2 separate regions of the Homo sapiens genome follow, and region 2 is linked to region 1. A link is an interaction called in ENCODE POLR2A ChIA-PET data of the cell type or tissue named here. Cell type or tissue: B cell. All regions are shown on one strand. Links, peaks and the distances in the headings refer to the core of each region. The heading gives the core; the rest is flanking DNA. Region 1 has its middle 18 kb from the start of APOBEC3H. Region 2 overlaps GTPBP1 (GTP binding protein 1).

Region 1 (2,905 bases), core at 260-2,759:
GCACAGTGGCTCACACCTGTAATCCTAGCACTTTGGGAGGCCGAGGCGGATGGATCACCTGAGGTCAGGAGTTTGAGACCAGCCTGACCAATACAGCGAAACCCCATCTCTACTAAAAATATAAAAATCAGCCAGGCATGGTGGCACGCCTGTAATCCCAGCCACTCGGGAGGCTGAGGCAGGAGAATCTCTCAAACCCAGGAGGCGGGAGGTTGCAGTGAGCAGAGGTCCACTGCACTCTAGCCTGGGTGACAAAACTAGACTGTGTCTCAAAAATAAATAAAATAAAATAAAATAAAAGACTGTGAAGACCAAGTCTCTTTTGAAGTCTCATAGTGGCTGCCCTTAGAGACAAGAGATGACAAATGTTTCCTATCAGACCTTTAAAAGGTGCTAGACTGTCACCACCGGTAACACTCCAGTCTGGATGACAGCAAGTCTCCTTCTAGAAAAAACCAAAAACCAAAAAACAAAAAACCACCTCTGATCCCCAAGTTTTCCGTGAGACTGATTTGAGTAATAATAAAATTCCAGTCTCCTGCACAGCCTGCTCTGCGTGAATTACTCTTTCTCTATTGCAATTGCTGTGTCTTGATATAAATCAGCTCTGTCTAGGCAGTGGGCAAGGTGAACCCCTTCAGCGATCATATTGGAAAGTAAGTCATGAAACAGAGGGTTAAATAAAACTCATCTGATGAGAATTTATGGTTTATAGGGCATGACTCCCCAGACCCCTTAGATAGGAATTTGGGCAAGATTAAAAAAAAAAAAAAAGCAGAGCTTAGTCCTCATATCTACCTATCTATCTATCCATCCATCCATTCATCTATCCATCCATCTATCCATCATCATCTATCTGCTTCTGAGACCTGAAAGGCTAGTAAAGGTAATCAAAATATCCTTCTCTGATATATTTTGAGATGGCTGCTCCTGCAAACAGAAGCAGCCCTGCAAAGCGGTCTTCTATTATTATTATTATTTTGAGACTGAGTTTCATTCTGTCCTCCAGGCTGGAATGCAGTGGCATGATATCTGCTCACTGCAACCTCCGCCTTCTGGATTCGAGCGATTCTCCTGCCTCAGCCTCATGAGTAGCTGGGATTACAGGCACACACCACCACACCCAGCTAATTTTTTTTTTTTCTATTTTTGGTAGAGATGGAGTTTCCCCGTGTTGACCAGGCTGGTCTTGAACTCCTAACCCCAGGTGATCCGCCCACCTCGGCCTCTCAAAGTGCTGGGATTACAGATAGGCTTGAGCCACCGCGCCCGGCAAAAGCGGTCTTTTGTGGGGGAGATTTGCATCTGTAGAAAATCTGCATTGCTGCAGCCTGGTTTTCTCCCAGGCCCTCCCTTGTCCAGATCTAGGAAAGAGGAACTGAGATTCTGACACCCTAAAACTCTGAAAGAAACATTTACCATCTTTTTCCTCCGAGGACTGCTATCTGTGAGGTTTCATCTACATAACAAGACCACCTTTGCCAGCCAGGCCTCCTCTTCTCCCTTTCCCATAGCCTGTTTTGCCAGGATCCAAGCCCCAAATCTTTCTGTAACCTCAAGATGGTATATGAACTGCTACAGCTCTTTGTGGGGTTGGAGTGCTCCCTCTGTCATTCTCTCTCATGGACATGTTAATAAATTAGTATGCCTTTTCTCCTATTCATCTACTTTGTGTGGGCTAAGCTCTGATCTTTTCAGCTTGTGCAAATTCCTATCTAAGGGGTCTGAAGAGTCATGCCCTACTGTTATACCCGAGCGAGTTAGAGAAAACGCCACACTTTGAGACGAATTAAGAGTCCTTTATTTAAGCCGGTGGCCAAAGAGACAGCTAACGCTCAAAATTCTCTCGGCCCCGAGGAAGGGGCTTGATTTACTTTTATAGCTTGGTTTAGGAAGGGGAGGGGAGCTCAAATGCAATAATTCTACAGAAGTAAAAACACGCAAGAATCAAAAAACAAATGGTTACAGAGAAATAAACAATTTAAAAGACAAATGGTTACAAAAAAAGCAACGGAACCAGGTGCGGGGCTCTAAATCCTTCATAAGAGTTAGATATGGATGCTATGCCGGACACAGACTCAAGGCTTTATGTTGTTATCTTTTTGAGCAAAATCCTGGGAACTTCATACATTGTTTGTTCTAGTACCTTATCAGTTCATTGAGCTCCTTTGAAATGCTGAGGATCAGCTTACACAGGTTAACTCCTTGACGAAGGGGGTCGGGTAAGGAGCCCTTAACGTCTTGTAAATCAAGGGGCCAGATGGAGTTCGTCGGCTTTCCCCGCTAAGGGAGAGTCTATTCATATGGGAAACAAGGCTAGGTAATTAAGGAGACAAAAAGGGAACATTTAAAAATAGGGTTAGTAAAAACAAGGTTAAAATAAGGTTAGTAAAAAACAAAGTTAGGCATTACACTACAAACCATAAATTCTGGGAAGTGCTGGGAATATAGGTGTGAGCCACTACATCTGGCTTCTTAACCATTTTTAAGTGTACAGTTCAGTGGGTTTTTTTTTTTTTTTTTTGAAGATAGGGTCTCACTGTGTCATGCAGTGGTGCGATCTCGGCTCAATGCAACCTCCACCTCCTAGGTCCACCAATCCTTCCACTTCAGCTTCCCATGTAGCTCAGATGACAGGCATGCGCCACCATGCCCGGCTTTTTTTTTTTTTTTTTTTCTATTTTTGGTAGAGACAAGTTTCACCATGTTGCCCAGGCTTGTCTTGAACTCCTGAGCTCAAGCGATTCGCCCTCCTCAGGGAGGCTGGGATTACAGGCATGAGCCACCTCATCTGGCCCAGTGTTGTTAACTATACTTACATTGTTTGGTGACAGATCTCTGGAGCTTTTTCATCTTGCAAAACTGAAACTCTATACTCATTGAATGACAACTCTCAGTTTCCCCC
Region 2 (2,905 bases), core at 236-2,735, 380 kb after region 1:
GGTTCAGAGAAGGTTTGTAAGCTTGTCCCGTGTCACCAGCTGGTGAGGGAGCCTGAACACGGAAGCCATGCCTGCCTGACTGGGAAAGCTGGGCTCCTCACAGCACTGCCCTGCTCCCAGCTGTCGCCAGGGGCCCCAGGGCAGGCAGAGCAACTGCGTTCCCGTGGCAGCACCTCCACCTGGAGGGGCTGGGCAGGGAGCACCACACTGTCAACTTGGAACAAACTTTTATTTTGAATGCTGGTCTGATCAGTCCACGGCCAGGGGTAGGTGGTAACTAGAAACAGCTGGAAGGAGGGAAGGAGAGGGGACCAGCAGTCCGCAAGCAGGAGGAAAGGAAAGGGTTGGGGACAGGAGGAGGCAAGGCTGAGGAAGGACCCAGCCAGCTGGGTGTCTGCCCCGGCTAGAGAACGAACCACCCCCACCCACCAGCCTACCCTCCATCTGTGGCTTCAGTGCAGAAGTCAGTCCAGGTGGGTTCAGGCCCATGCCACCTTCTCTGGCCTGCACAGTCCCACCCCAGGCAGGGGTTCTTCCAGAAGGCTAAATGCTCTGTCCTAACCCTGGAAGTGTCCTTTCACTAACCCCTGCCTGCCCGCCCCACGCTCCAGTTGGGTCTTTCAAACCTGGAGCTCAGGCCTTCACTACTGTGCTCCTGTAGCAGCCACAGGGGTGGCGTGGTGGGGAAGATGGGGTTCTAGTCTCAGCCTGGCTCAGGGAAGATGGGGTTCTAGTCTCAGCCTGGCTCAGGGGAACATCCCTCCACCCCTCCAACAGGAGGTGCTACAAAACATGATCCTGAGCAGACCCAGACCCCCTTCTGGTAACCAGTGCCTGAGGCCCAACAAGAAGCGGGGTGATGGGAGGCTCCAGGCCGGGCAGATCAGCGAAAGCTGAGGGCAGCCAGGGCCGGCCCAGGCAAACGCAGGATTGTCTCCAAGGGGAAACCCACCAGCTGTCTTTGGGTTGGTGGCAAGGGTCAGGGTCAGGGCCCGAGATGGGGAGAGTCCTATAATCCCATCGCCATTCCCCTCCACATGTCTCCAGGTTACAACCAGAGAGCTTTTGGCATGACCTGAATCTGTGGGCTTAAAGGGAAAAAGGAGGAGAGAGAGAAAAGGGAAGCCACTACTTTCTCCCTGTTAAAATGCCCAAGTCCTAGACTGGGGGTTCCTGCTCTGGCAGCAGCAGACACCAAATCCCAGAAGCCCCTCCACCCGGTCTGGCTCCATGGAAGGTGCCCCTGAGTGCCAAGAGGAGCAGCAAGATAGGGAGGGCGGCTCCTTCCCCTCCTGACATCCCCTGACCGCCCCGAGGATTCTCAGAGACAGATACGCAGGCAGACAGCCATGGAGGAGAAAAGAGAGGTTGACAGGGCCCTGGGGGTGGCACTCCTGCACCACACACACACACACACACACACACACACACACACACACAATAGAGAGAGACAGAGACATATAATAAACAGAATAAAAACTAAGGGCCCAGATGTACAAAAAATGTGTGAGTGAGGAAGAAGGTGGGGAGGACAGTGAGAGATGGTCAGTCCTCCGGAAGTCTGGCTACCTTCGTCAGCTTATAAATTACAACCCCCCTGGAAAATGGGGGTGGGGGCAATGCGGAGGCTCCGGCTGTGGCCTGAGCGGGAGGGCTGGGTGGCGGTCATAGCTGCTCTGCCCATCTGGTGGAGTGGTGGCCAGAGATGATGACCCCTTGGGTGGTGAGGGTGGGCCAGGGGAAGGTTCAGCAGCCGCTGGCAGGAGTCACACAGGCCCCCTGGGACTTCACCTTGTGGCGCTGGCCCCCTCGTCGCCGGCCTCCACTGCTGGGCTTAGGCTGAAAGAGAGAGAAGGAGCTTGAGAAGCACTGGCCCATCAGGAGCAGGGCCAGAGAGCAGAGGTGCTGAGCAGCGGGGAGACAGGGACGGAAGATGCGTGAGCAGGCTGCGTGGTCCTCACCCTAGCCTGACCAGGAATTTACTGGGTCACTCTGCATGCAGCACCTCCCCTCTGTCTCTAAAATGGAGCCAGTGCCTGCCCTGCCTTCCTTACAGGGTGGGTAGGACACACATGATGAGGGTGTGAGAAGCGGCCGTTCAGAGAAGCACAAAGCAGAGCAGGAGAGAGAGAAAGGAAGCGAACGAACCAGAGGAAAGACCCATGGGAGACAGATAACAGAATGGACAGACAGATCCAGGCATAGCCTCCTTTTCCAATGAGGGGACAATGGAGAAAGATGCTGGGGAGAGGGGTGCAAGGGGCACCAGGCCTTCATCACGCCAGGAGAGAGTGCCTGTGGGAGACAGCTGGCAGGAGATGCCGAGTAAGAGGCGCACTGGCACATCCCAAAGCCACCTCCCCTTCAGGATGTGTGCACGTCAGGGAGGGGACAGAGGAGGACCCTCTAAGGCAGTGTCTCTCAAACCTGCTGGACTGCAGTGCACACATATATCACTTGGACACTCACACCAGCAATACTTGCAATACTTAATCTTACTATGAAAGGGAAGCTTCGACATTTTTCTGTTCTATTTTATTTCATTAAAACCAAATGCTAGTTAGGGCCAATTAAACTGGTTTCAGGTGGGCTGTATTCCCTGATTTGGAAGCACTGCCTTATAGCTTCTAGAGACAAATGCCTCATTCTTAGGAGCACTTCAGTGCCAGAGCTGTGGAGGAGACCCTCTAGCCAGGTTTGAGGCTTGCCTACATGTCACCCTCACCGAATCAGAGTAAAAGCCACAGCCCCCACCACCATGCCGAAGCTGCGAGGGGCCCGTGCTCACCTGAGGCTGGAGATTGCTGGACGCAGCTGGTTGCCCTGCCCCTACAGAGGAGGCTTCATCTCCAGGTGGGGGTGCTCCTACTGCTGGCCCACCAGACGGGCCCCCCTCGTCTCGTTT

Evidence for each region. Peaks named below come from ENCODE experiments on the same cell type or tissue, not always from the same donor. Only the 100,000 strongest peaks of a DNase experiment are listed, where the experiment ranks them.
Region 2: POLR2A ChIA-PET joins it to region 1 with 7 read pairs; 3 of 35 experiments call an interaction of 5 or more read pairs at or near these places.

The regions. Positions count from the first base shown.
Region 1 is chr22:39,113,704-39,116,608 of GRCh38, reverse strand. No RefSeq gene overlaps it. Among named protein-coding and RNA genes, the nearest start is that of APOBEC3H, 18 kb to the right of the region's middle. RefSeq lists an enhancer at 1,667-2,641. In B cell, for the core only: no CTCF peak of the experiment used is centred there; a DNase peak (open chromatin) is centred at 1,368; H3K4me3 peaks cover 647 bases; H3K27ac peaks cover 1,452 bases.
Region 2 is chr22:38,729,546-38,732,450 of GRCh38, reverse strand. GTPBP1 (GTP binding protein 1) reads right to left here. Exons shown (of 12, transcript NM_004286.5): 11 at 2,789-2,905; 12 at 1-1,839. The coding sequence ends at 1,747. Among named protein-coding and RNA genes, the nearest start is that of SUN2, 25 kb to the left of the region's middle. RefSeq lists an enhancer at 255-304. In B cell, for the core only: no CTCF peak of the experiment used is centred there; no DNase peak of the experiment used is centred there.